Linked DNA regions of Homo sapiens: region 1 is linked to region 2. A link is a loop called in an ENCODE intact Hi-C map of the cell type or tissue named here. Cell type or tissue: mammary epithelial cell. All regions are shown on one strand. Links, peaks and the distances in the headings refer to the core of each region. The heading gives the core; the rest is flanking DNA. Region 1 has its middle 15 kb from the start of LUZP1. Region 2 holds the start of KDM1A (lysine demethylase 1A).

Evidence for each region. A loop is a pair of places that touch in the nucleus more often than their neighbours do. Peaks named below come from ENCODE experiments on the same cell type or tissue, not always from the same donor. Only the 100,000 strongest peaks of a DNase experiment are listed, where the experiment ranks them.
Region 1: it touches region 2 in a loop (4-fold over the local background); 2 of 110 quality-filtered maps call a loop at or near these places.

What each region holds. Positions count from the first base shown.
Region 1 is chr1:23,180,894-23,187,289 of GRCh38, forward strand. No RefSeq gene overlaps it. Among named protein-coding and RNA genes, the nearest start is that of LUZP1, 15 kb to the left of the region's middle. In mammary epithelial cell, for the core only: a CTCF peak has its summit at 3,949 (motif pointing left); no DNase peak of the experiment used is centred there.
Region 2 is chr1:23,015,002-23,020,691 of GRCh38, forward strand. KDM1A (lysine demethylase 1A) reads left to right here and starts at 4,467. Exons shown (of 21, transcript NM_001009999.3): 1 at 4,467-4,946. The coding sequence starts at 4,596. TEX46 (testis expressed 46) reads right to left here and starts at 851. Exons shown (of 3, transcript NM_001242521.2): 1 at 771-851. The coding sequence starts at 772. RefSeq lists enhancers at 4,271-4,958, 4,959-5,644 and a silencer at 4,714-4,783. In mammary epithelial cell, for the core only: a CTCF peak has its summit at 4,372; a DNase peak (open chromatin) is centred at 4,380; H3K4me3 peaks cover 2,070 bases; H3K27ac peaks cover 1,824 bases.

The DNA.
Region 1 (6,396 bases), core at 2,537-5,036, 170 kb after region 2:
TCTGCCTCAGTCTCCCGAGTAGCTGGGATTACAGGCACGTGCCACCATGCCTAGCTAATTTTTGTATTTTTGGTAGAGACAGGGTTTCACCATGTTGGCCAGGATGGTCTTGAACTCCTAACCTCGTGATCTGCCTGCCTCGGCCTCCCAAAGGTTGTTTCTCTTATTTTTGGTCCAGACAAACCTTGGTATTCTACTCACTGGGTAATTCTGGGGCAGGATACTAGGGTAACCTAAGGCCCTAGGGACCTTTCTGCTGACAGGCCAGGTAAGTGTAGTAATGAAGGGCAAAGGGGTTAGTGTCAGACAGACCCAGGAACGTTTGTTAACTTCTTCAAGCCTCAGTTTCTTCATCCACACAGTGAGAACAATAACACAAAAACACCATGAAAGGGTTGCTATAAAGATTACATGAAAGAATGTACATAAGGCCAGGCACGGTGGCTCATGCCTGTAATCCCAGCACTTTGGGAGACCGAGGCGGGTGGATCACCTGAGATTGGGAGTTCAAGACCAGCCTGACCAACATGGAGAAACTCTGTCTCTATTAAATATATAAAATTAGCCAGGCGTGGTGGCATATGCCTGTAATCCCAGCTACTGGGGAGGCTGAGGCAGGAGAATCGCTTGAACCTGGGAGGTGGAGGTTGTGGTGAGCCGAGATCACACCATTGCACTTCAGCCTGGGCAACAAAAGCAAAACTCCGTCTCAAAAAAAAAAAGAAAAAGAAAAAAAAAGAATGTACATAAAACGTTTATCACAATAACTAGTATTATAGGAAGACTTCAGTATACAACCACCCACAAAATAAAAAGGAAACTAGCAAAATAAAACAGAGAATATCACGTAGAACCCCTGGAAGAAGCAGAATAATTTTTAATGTTTCAAAAATTGGAACAGAGGCCAGGTGCAGTGGTTAATGCTTGTAATCCAACACTTTGGGAGGATAAGGTGGGAGGATTGCTTGAGCTCAGGAGTTTGAGACCAGCCTGGGCAACAAAGTGAGACCTTGTCTCTACAAAAAATAAAAAAATCAGCCGGGCACAGAAGGCTGAGGTGAGAGGATCGCTTCAGCCTAGAAGGGCGAGGCTGCACTGAGCTACAATTGCGCCACTGTACTCCAGCCTGGCGACAGAGCTAAATTCCGTCTCAAAAAAAAAAAAAAAATGCCAGGCGCAAGTGGCTCATGTCTGTAATCCCAGCACTTCGGGAGGCCAAGGCGGGTGGATCACGGGGTCAGGAGATCGAGACTATCCTGGCTAACACAGCAAAACTCCGTCTCCACTAAAAAAAACACAAAAAATCAGCCAGGCGTGGTGGTGGGTGCCTGTAGTCCCAGCTACTTGGGAGGCTGAGGCAGGAGAATGGCGTGAATCCGGGAGGCGGAGCTTGCAGTAAGTCGAGATCGAGCCACTGCACTCCAGCCTGGGCGACAGAGCAAGACTCTGTCTCAAAAAAAAAAAAAAAAAAAAAAAAAGTGGAACAGAAATGGCACATTTCCCCCAGAATGTGGTCCTGGGCTGTCCAAAGCATCATTTCTTTGCTTCTGGCTGGAATTCTCTTGGCGTAACTTAGTGTGGTATCAGCTCAGACTGGCCAGTTTTTGAAGCCACCCTGGCCTGGAGACGTGCTGCAAAGCCAGAATGACCACCCTGCCCCAACAACAGACTGTCTTTGATGGGGGCTGAGAACCTGAAGCTTCCCTTATTGAGTGCTTCCTAGGCACCCAGTGCTGTGCTGAGTTTTACACACATTCCCTCGTCCAGCCCCCACAGTAGTCTCAAGGCACGAGCCCTATTCATAATCACATTTTACAGATGAGGAAACTGAGGCTCAGAAAGGCAACATGGGCCAGGCACAGTGGCTCACGCCTGTAATCCCAGCATTTTGGGAGGCCAAAGCAGGTGGATCACTTAAGGTCAGGAGTTCGAGACAAGCCTGGCCAACATAGCGAAACCTCGTATCTACTGAAAAACACGTACAAAAATTAGCTGGGAGTGGTGGCATGCACCTTTAGTCCCAGCTACTCGGGAGGCTGAGGCACAAGAATTGCTTGAACCCAGGAGGCGGGTGTTGCAGTGAGCCAAGATCTCACCACTGCACTCCAGCCTGGGCGAAAGAGTGAGGCTCTGTCTGAAAAAAAAAAAAAGAAAGAAAGAAAGAAAAAAGAAAGCAAGCCAAAGTGACCTGGCCACAACCACACAGCCAAGAGGAGACAGAGCTGGGACCTGAACAAGATGTGTCTGGTGCCATTATGTGTTCCTAACCATTAGATCGCACACTGCCTCTGCCCTCCAACCTGACCCAGAATCTAGCTTCTTTCATTAGCCACCTGTCTCTTCCCAGGCCGTCTGATTATATCGAAGATCTCCCTGGACACACCTGCTGCTGGGACCAACCACTCTTCCTCTCTGGCCCCAGGGCAGCCCCTTACCCTGTGGGAGCTGTCTCCTGGGCAAGCCAGACAAATTTCACTCGAGTGCCCCTTCACCGATGAGAAGCTCTGAGTGGATGAAAAATCAGCTATCAGTGTAATCACCCCATTCCAGCCTGCAGCTCTTCTAGTTGGACTCTGCCTCCAGGCTCCCCCACCTCCATTCCTTGTTTTTGTTTTTGTTTTTTGAGATGAAGTCTCGCTCTATCACCCTGGCTGGAGTGCAGTGGCATGATCTTGGCTCACTGCAAGTTCTGCCTCCCTGATTCAAGCGATTGTCCTGCCTCAGCCTCCTGAGTAGCTGCAATTACAGGTGCATGCCACCACACCTAGGTAATTTTTATATTTTTAGTAGAGATGGGGTTTCGAAATGTTGGCCAGGCTGGTCTCAAACTCCTGACCCCAAGTGATCTGCCCGCCTCAGCCTCCCAAAGTGCTGGGATTACAGGCGTGAGCCACCACGCCCGGCCCATTTCTTCTTTTACACCCAGCTTGAGTGATTGGTTTCAACACTGGTCTAACTGTATCATTCCTTTGCTAAATAATCTTCAATAGCTCCCTGTTGCTCCCAGGATAAAGTTCAAAGTAGATAGCTTGGTCAAGTCCCCAAGGCCCAGCTTATTTCTCCAACCCTCTCTTTCTTCTCAGGCACTCTAGACTCTCAGCACCCCCGAACTCTAGACTCTCAGCACCCCTGAATCATTCACCATTTTCAGCCTCAGACCCTTTGCACATCTGTGTGTCATGAAATGAACAGAAGTATGGATGAGCTTTCACACATATCCTGGGCTGTGAAGCTGTTGGATTCCATCAGCCTTACCTTCTCTGGGTGGCAGCAAAGACTTCCTGCCTTCTTGCAGAAACTTCTCTGCTGGACTGGAGTTGACCATCAACTGTCTGGAAAAGGGACCTGTCAGGAAGAGGGCACCAGCAGTTCCAACTCTGTGTAGAGCCCCAGTAAATGAGGACCTTATCTTGTACCCAAATCTAAGTGTCAGAGGCTACCTCGTGAGCTAGGTGTCAGGGAGTTCCCCCTGCAGCAAAAGGAAGCTAGGTTTCCCACCCGGTCTGTGTGATGCCTGCATCCAGGCTCTTAGCCACTACTCCATACTACCTCCTTGACTGAGGCAGAATTCACCTCTGTATATGTATAATGTATATGTATATATGTATAATGTATACAGTACAATGCTGTCCTAGCCTTGACCTCCCAGGCTTAAGGCATTCTCCCACCTCAGCCTCCTGAATAGCTGGGACTACAGGCATGCACCACCACACCCAGCTAGTTTTTGTGTTTTTTGTAGAGACGGAGTTTCACCGTGTTGCCCAGGCTGGTCTCAAACTCCTGAGCTCAAGAGATCCACCTGCCTCGGCCTCCAAAGGTGCTGCAATTACAGGTACAAGCCACCGCGCCAGGCTGGCTTTGCTATTCCCCGCTCACCATTCCCCCTTGCAAAGGAAAATTGATCGGAAGAGGAAGGAGCCCACCCACCTTTGATTTCTGCACTTTTTCCTGGTGCCTCTGCGCCACCTGGTGGCCATATCTAAAATAAATTAGGATTTCTGAAGAAAGCTTTAAGGAGGTGTAGGGTGGGTCCACTTAACAACAAAATTCTCAACAGCAAACTTTTCATCCCAGTCCACATTTCTCTATAAGGCCCCAGGTCTCACCAGTGCCTGAGGTTATGAGAAAGGCAGAAGTGAATTTTGTCCCACTGAAGAATCTTGGGTCTGTCACTGCCCCTTCTGGGATCAGTTTCCTCATCTGTTAATAAAAAAGGCAGGAGGCCGAGTGCGGTGGCTCACACCTGTAATCCCAGCACTTTGGGAGGCTGAGGCAAGTGGATCACCTGAGGTCAGGAGTTTGAGACCAGCCTGGCCAACATGGTGAAACCCCATCTCTACTAAAAATACAAAAATTAGCCGGGCGTGGTGGCAGCCACCTGTAGTCCCAGCTACCCGGCAGGCTGAGGCAGGAGAATCACTTGAATCTGGGAGGTGGAGGTTTGGTGAGCTGAGATCACACCACTGCACTTCACCCTGGGTGGCAGAGCGAGACTCCCTCTCAAAAAAAGAAAGAGGCAGGAGGGGACTGGGCGCTACCAGCTCTGACATTCTAGGATTCATGTCTAAAGTGACTCTGCCTCCTCCCTTAGCTCAGTGAGCAAAATGTAAGCTCCCGGAGGGCAGGGAAGTTGCTGGCTTGTTCAATCTCTATCCCAAGTGCATGGGCAGTGCTTTGTACATAGGAGATACTTTATTGGGTTTGGGGCTATATTAATAGAAGCACTGTGTGTACAGTGAGGGAGATGATAGTCCTTCTGTCCGTGTCTAGAGAACTGTGTTCCATTTTGGGATCAGAACTTTGACTGGAACATGGAAAAAGTATAACTTATCCATAGGATGATGAACAAGATGATGGCTGGGGGGACCTCAAAATCACATTTTATGGGGAAGAGTTGAAGGAGCCACTCTCTGACTGTGGTATATAAAATACTGAAGGGGTGCAATGTGTCCACTTCAAACATCTGAAGAGAGCACGTGGGCTTTGAGAACTAGGAACCAGGGGCTGCCACTTCTGGGAGACAGATTTTTCTTTCCCCAAAACCAAGGGAAGCTTTCAGTCAGAGCTCAATAAAGAACAAATATGCATTTGATCTCAGTCTGTCCCTAATGTGCTTTTAAGCTTGGCAAGTTCCCTCATGACTTTGAACCTCAGTTTTCTCACATATAAAATGGGCATAATATGGAACATGCAGGAACATGCAGGCCTCCCAAAGTGCTGGGATTACAGGCATGAGCCACCACGCCTGGCCAAGTTCTAAGTTTATCTTCAATTTGACTTTTTTTTTTTATGTTATGAGGGAATCATAGAAAGCATGTTTAAAGTGCCGAGTGGGCCAGGCACAGTGGCTCATGCCTGTAATCCCAGCACTTTGGGAGGCTGAGGTGGGCGGATCACGAGGTCAGGAGTTTGAGACCAGCCTGGCCAGTATGGTGAAACGCCCATCCCTACTAAAAATACAAAAATTAGCTGGGCATGGCGGCAGGTGCCTGTAATCCCAGTTACTCAGGAGGCTGAGGCAGGAGAATCGCTTGAACCCGGGAGGTGGAGGTTGCAGTGAGTTGAGATTGCGCCATTGCCCTCCACCCTGGCAACAAGAGTGGAACTCTGTCTCAAAAATAAATAATAAAAATAAATAAAGTGCCAAGTGCAAGGCCTGGCACCTGACTAGTTTTGGGTTAGTGTAGCTATGGTTAAAAAAATACAGAAAGGGTAGGGAGCGGTGGCTCATGCCTGTAATCCCAGCACTTTGGGAGGCCGAGGCGGTCGGATCACGAGGTCAAGAGATCAAGACCATCCTGGCCAACATGGTGAAACCCCGTCTCTACTAAAAATACAAAAAAAAAAAAATTATCTGGGTGTGGTGGCGCATGCCTGTGGTCCCAGCTATTCAGGAGGCTGAGGCAGAATAATCGCTTGAACCCAGGAGGCGGAGTTTGCAGTGAGCCGGGATCGTGCCACGGCACTGCAGCCTCGCGATAGAGCGAAACTCTGTCTTAAAAAAAAAATAGAGAAAGGTGATGAGCACCCTCTCAAACAACTGGTACAAGTGTTGCCAAGGAGGTGGTAGAGGCTGATGGCTAGCCATGCTGGCTCTCAGGTCATACTGCTAGATGTAATTCTGACTTTGCTATTTATTTATTTTTGTTTTATTTTTTGAGATAGGGTATTGCTCTGTCACCCAGGCTACAGTGCAGTGGCATGAACATGGCTCACTACAGCTTCAACCTCTCAGGTTCAAGGGATTCTCCCACCTCAGCCTCCTGAGTAGCTGGGACTACAGGTGCATGCCACCAAACCTGTCTAGTTTTTGTGTTTTTTTGTAGAGATGGGGTTTCACCATGTTGCCCAGGCTGGTATCAAACTCCTGAGCTCAAGGAATCCGCCCACCTAGGC
Region 2 (5,690 bases), core at 3,191-5,690:
CCACCTAATTTTTGTATTTTTAGTGGAGACAGGGTTTCACCATGTTGGTCAGGCTGGTCTCGAACTCCTGACCTCAAATGATCTGCCCACCTCGGCCTCCCAAAGTGCTGGGATTACAGGTGTGAGTCCCCGTGCCCAGTGAAGACATCAGCTTTTAAAAAATGCTAGCCAGGCACGGTGGCTCACGCCTGTAATCCCAGCACTTTGGGAGGCTGAGGCGGGTGGACCACCCCAGACCAGACTGGCCAACATGGTGAAACCCCGTCTCTACCAAAAATACAAAAATTAGCCAGGCGTGGTTGCGGGCGCCTGTCATCTCAGCTACTCGGGAGGCTGAGGCAGGAGAATTGCTGGAACCCAGGAGGCAGAGGTTGCAGTGAGCCGAGATCGCGCCACTGCACTCCAGCCTGGGCGACAACAGTAAGACTCCTTCTCAAAAAAAAAAAAAAAAAAAAAAAAAAAAAAAAGCATACATTGCTATAGTAATTCCACTTTTGGGTATTCCCAAAGAATTGAAAGCAGAGTCTTGAAGAGATATTTGTAGACCAATGTTCACAGCAGCATTATTCACAATAGCCAAAATGTGGAAGTAACCCAAGTGTCCATCCACAGATGAATGGATAATAAAATGTTATATACACGCAATATTACCAGCCTTAAAAAGGAAGGAAATTCTAACATGTTACAACATAGATGAACCTTGAGGACATTAAGCTAAGTGAAATAAGTCAGTCACAAAAAAAAAACAAATACCGTATGATTCCACTTACATGAGCTATCTACAATAGTCAAATTCATAGAGGCAAAGAGTAGAATGGTGGCTGCCAGGGTCTGGAAGGAGGGGCAAATGTAGTCATTGTTTAATGTATACAGAATTTTGCAAGATGAAAATAATTCTGGAGATTGTTTATGCAACAATGTGAATGCATCTAACACTACTAAACAGTATACTCAAAATGGTTAGGATCATAAATTTTATGTTATGTGTATTTTATCACAATAAAAACATCTGATATGAATTAGTTATTTCTGGGGAAAAAACGGGTAAGTGCCACCACATCTGGCTAATTTTTGTATTTTTAGTAGAGACGGGGTTTCACCATTGTTGGCCAGGCTGGTCTCCTATTCCTGAACTCAGGTGATCCACCCGCCTCGGCCACCCAAAGTGCTGGGATTACAGGCATGAGCCACCACACCCGGCCAGGAATTCTTTATGTAAAAATATCAGTTTTAGTGGCTGTGATATTCCAATATAGAATCATGCCTTGCTAGGACCATGCCTCACTGAACGATGGGATACATTCTGAGAAAAGCGCCATTAGGCAATTTCATTGTTGTGTGAACATCATAGAGCATACTTAACACAAACCTAAATGGTATAGCCTACTACACACCTAGGCTATATGGTATAGTGTATTGTTAATAGGCTACAAACCTGTATGGCATGTTACTGTACTGAATACTGTAGCAATTCTGTCTAAACATAGAAAAGGTAGAAAAGGTATGGTAAAAATGTGTTATATAATTTTATGGGAACACTATCTCATATGCAGTCTGTTGTTGATGGAAACATTGTTATGCGGTGTATGATTGTATCAAATTGGTTACCACTTGTTGGGGCTTTTTAAAATTTTTATTGTTTTAGAGACAGGGTCTTGCTCTGTTGCCCAGGCTGGAGTGCAGTGGCGTGACCATAGCTCACTGTAGCCTTAAACTCCTGGGCTCAAGCAATCCTTCCACCTCGGCTTCCCAAAATGCTGGCATTACAGATGCAAGTCACTGTGCCTGGCCTTTGTTGGGTTTTTAGGTTAGTTCTCCTTTATCGTCATTACGTATAACCTGAGATACACAGTGTTGAAGTTAAATCTGTACACATACTGAATCTTTCCCTAGAATGCTTTCCTGAAAGTAGAATTACTTGGTCAAAGGGTATGTATGTTTTTAACATCTAATTTCAAGTTTTATCAAACTATTAAATGTGCAAACAAGTCAGATAGAACTACAGGATTTAAAACAAGCTCCAATCCACTGCCTCACCTCTTTCCACCGTCAAGTTCCAAGCCTTAGAGACAACCAATTCCAACTTTTTTAGCTGTTTCTTCTGTATTTACCTTGATATTTCTAAATAGTATGCTTATATTATTTTTTGATTTCTCAATTTTGACATTATGTATTTTATATATATATATATATATATATATATATATATATATATATATATATATATATATATATATACTTTTTTTGAGACGGAGTCTCGCTCTGTCGCCCAGGCTGGAGTGCAGCGGCGCGATCTCGGCTCACTGCTACCTCCGCCTCCTGGGTTCACGCCATTCTCCTGCCTCGGCCTCCGAGTAGCTGGGACTACAGGCGCCCGCCACCATGCCCGGCCAGTTTTTTTGTATTTTTAGTAGAGACGGGGTTTCACCGTGTTAGCCACGACGGTCTTGATCTCCTGACCTCGTGATCTGCCCGCCTCGGCCTCCCAAAGTGCTGGGATTACAGGCATGAGCCACCGCGCCTGGCCAACATTATGTATTATATTTTTATGGTGAAAAATAATTTAGCTCCCAAGCAGCACCTCCCCCAACAACCTCCCTACTTCCCTAAATCCTTAAAACCTTCTCATCTTTCTCCCCACAAACTTTCTTTTTTCTCCATTCTCTTAATGTAATTCTATCACTTTGGTTAAAACAATATTCACTGCTCGGCGGGGCGCGGTGGCTCACACCTGTAATCCCTGCACTTTGGGAGGCCGAGGTGGGAGGATCACTTGAGGTCAGGAGTTGGAGACAAGCCTAGCCAACATGGCGAAACCCTGTTTCTACTAAAAATACAAAAATTAGCCAGGCATGGTGGCACACGCCTGTAATCCCAGCTACTGGGGAGGCTGAGGCAGGAGAATCGCTTGAACTTGGGAGGCAGAGGTTGCATTGAGTCAAGATTGCACCCCTGCACTCCAGCCTGGGCAACAGAGCAAGACTCTGTCTCAAAAAAAAAAAGAAGAAACAAACAAACAAAAGAACAGAAAAAATAAATAAAACAATATTCACTGCTTACGTTTTTATGGTCATGTTAATACAGTTCACAGCTGAGCCATATGTTGTACTATGATTATATTTTCTTTCTTTTTCTTTTCTCTTTTTTTTTAGAAACGCAGTTTCACTATGTTGCTCAGGCTGGACTTGAATGAACTCCTAGGCTCAAGTGATTCTCCCACCTCAGTCTCTCGAGCAGCTGGTACTACAAGTGCGTGCCACGCCACTCGGATACATTTTCTTTCTTGCATAGCTTTTACTTTTTTTCCTTTCTACATTTGATTGCCTTTTTGTCTGTTTGCTTAGTTTTTTACAAAAAACAACTTTACTGAAGTACTACAGTTACATAAAACATACCTGTTTTACATGGATAGTTCATAGAGTTTTGACAAATATATACACCTATGTAACCATCACCCTAATCAAGATATAAAACATTTCCATCACCCCCAGCAAGTTCTTTCTTGTTCTTTTGCAGTCAACCCCCGACCCCCATCTCAGGCAAGGGCTGATTGGAGCCTATTACTGGAGATTAGTTTTACCAGTTCTTGAACTTCATGTAAATGGAATAATTTTTTGACAATTTCACTTCGAAGAGACAGACTATTAAAAAGACAATTGTTTGTGTAATAAGTACACGCATGCTAAAAGTACACGACCTGTTCCAGTTTTGGGTTAGCAAGGGATTCCTCGAAAAATTAAAAGAATAAACCGCTACTATCATTATTAGAAAGAATTAACCTGGAGTAGAAAGAGGTGTTATGTGGATGGGGATGGGGGACATGAAGGATGGGGGACATGGGGGATGGGGGACATGGGGGATGGGAGAAGCGCAAGACATGGAGTGCGAATGAGGTTGGGGTCCAGCCAGAAGGAAAAGCATGAACAAAGGCTTGGAGACAAGAGCAATTCCGTCTGGACTCAAACCTGGATTTCGTAACTTGTCTCCATTTTACTACCATCGAAACTGCTGTGCTCTCCAAGTTTTTTGCCCAGTCCAAGCAGGGCAATTATGAATAAGTAAGACGCTCTACCAACATATTTCAGTGTTTTCCCCCATTAGACTGTAAGTTCTTTGAAAGCTAGAACTTCATAATGTAACCCTTGTTACGTAGTAGGCAAGCATTAATAAATACTGGTTGAATTAACGAATAATTGGGTGAGTGAATGAACGAACGCACGCATGCAAACCCGAAAGTCCCTGGAGGAAATGGTCACCTTCGGAGGTTTAGTCTGGCCCAGAAGCCCTAAGACCACGGACTGTGCCAGGTCCCACTCCAAACGCCGGGGAGACGCTCTAGGCAAGCTACACGTTCTTTGCTGCGGTGCCACTCTAGCCGCGAGAACGCCGCTCTATGGCTGCGGGGGAGGGGCGGGGCTCGTGGGTGTCTCCGACCCTTTTTGTCCCGGCGCGGCGGGAGCGCGCTTGGCGCGTGCGTACGCGACGGCGGTTGGCGGCGCGCGGGCAGCGTGAAGCGAGGCGAGGCAAGGCTTTTCGGACCCACGGAGCGACAGAGCGAGCGGCCCCTACGGCCGTCGGCGGCCCGGCGGCCCGAGATGTTATCTGGGAAGAAGGCGGCAGCCGCGGCGGCGGCGGCTGCAGCGGCAGCAACCGGGACGGAGGCTGGCCCTGGGACAGCAGGCGGCTCCGAGAACGGGTCTGAGGTGGCCGCGCAGCCCGCGGGCCTGTCGGGCCCAGCCGAGGTCGGGCCGGGGGCGGTGGGGGAGCGCACACCCCGCAAGAAAGAGCCTCCGCGGGCCTCGCCCCCCGGGGGCCTGGCGGAACCGCCGGGGTCCGCAGGGCCTCAGGCCGGCCCTACTGTCGTGCCTGGGTCTGCGACCCCCATGGAAACTGGAATAGCAGAGACTCCGGAGGGGCGTCGGACCAGCCGGCGCAAGCGGGCGAAGGTAAGGCTCGACCCTTCCCTCAAACGACACCGCCTGGTGCCGAGCTTCCCCGAGGCTTCTCCGCCCTCCCCCGCCGCCGCCGGGTCTTGGGCCCTGCGACCACTCAGACCTCCCCTTGTATCGCTGCGCACGCCACGTCCCCTCTAGCTGGACGGGTGGGGTGAGAAAGGAAAAGTCTTTGCCGGTGTTGACTGCGGTCTTTGTGCTGGGTCCCGAGCGACGTGGGAAGGGGCATCGATGATTGCTGGGAGGGGTATTTTATTCCTTAGGTCTTTCTTGCACACCTTTTCATTTTCTTGACTGGAAAATGGCTCCCTGACGTGGGGTTACGGTTGGCGTTCTTGGAGACCTCACTTGTTTGTTCACAGATAGGTCTGGAAGCTGTTGGGCGATATTGATGGCGTTTCAGCTGGGTGCACGAGGGGGCTGTAGGTTGATGCTGAAGAAATCGCCTTAGCCGGGGAGATGAAAAGAAAGGGTCGTTTTTGCTTTTGTTTTTGTTTGAGCAAAACCCTGCTGTGTGGTAGGAGTTCTAGTCTTTTTTTTTTTCTTTTTTAAAATCCTCTCAGCGATCTTTTGGCGCAGAATTTTGCAGATGAGGAAGCTGCTGATTGAGAGAGCAAATAATAGTCAAAATGCAAATATATGGGAAGAAAAGATTTGACTCCAAACAGTATATACAGACAGTGACTGCCTCAAATGTCTGTGTCCTAGATGCTATATTCAGCGTGTCACCAACATTAC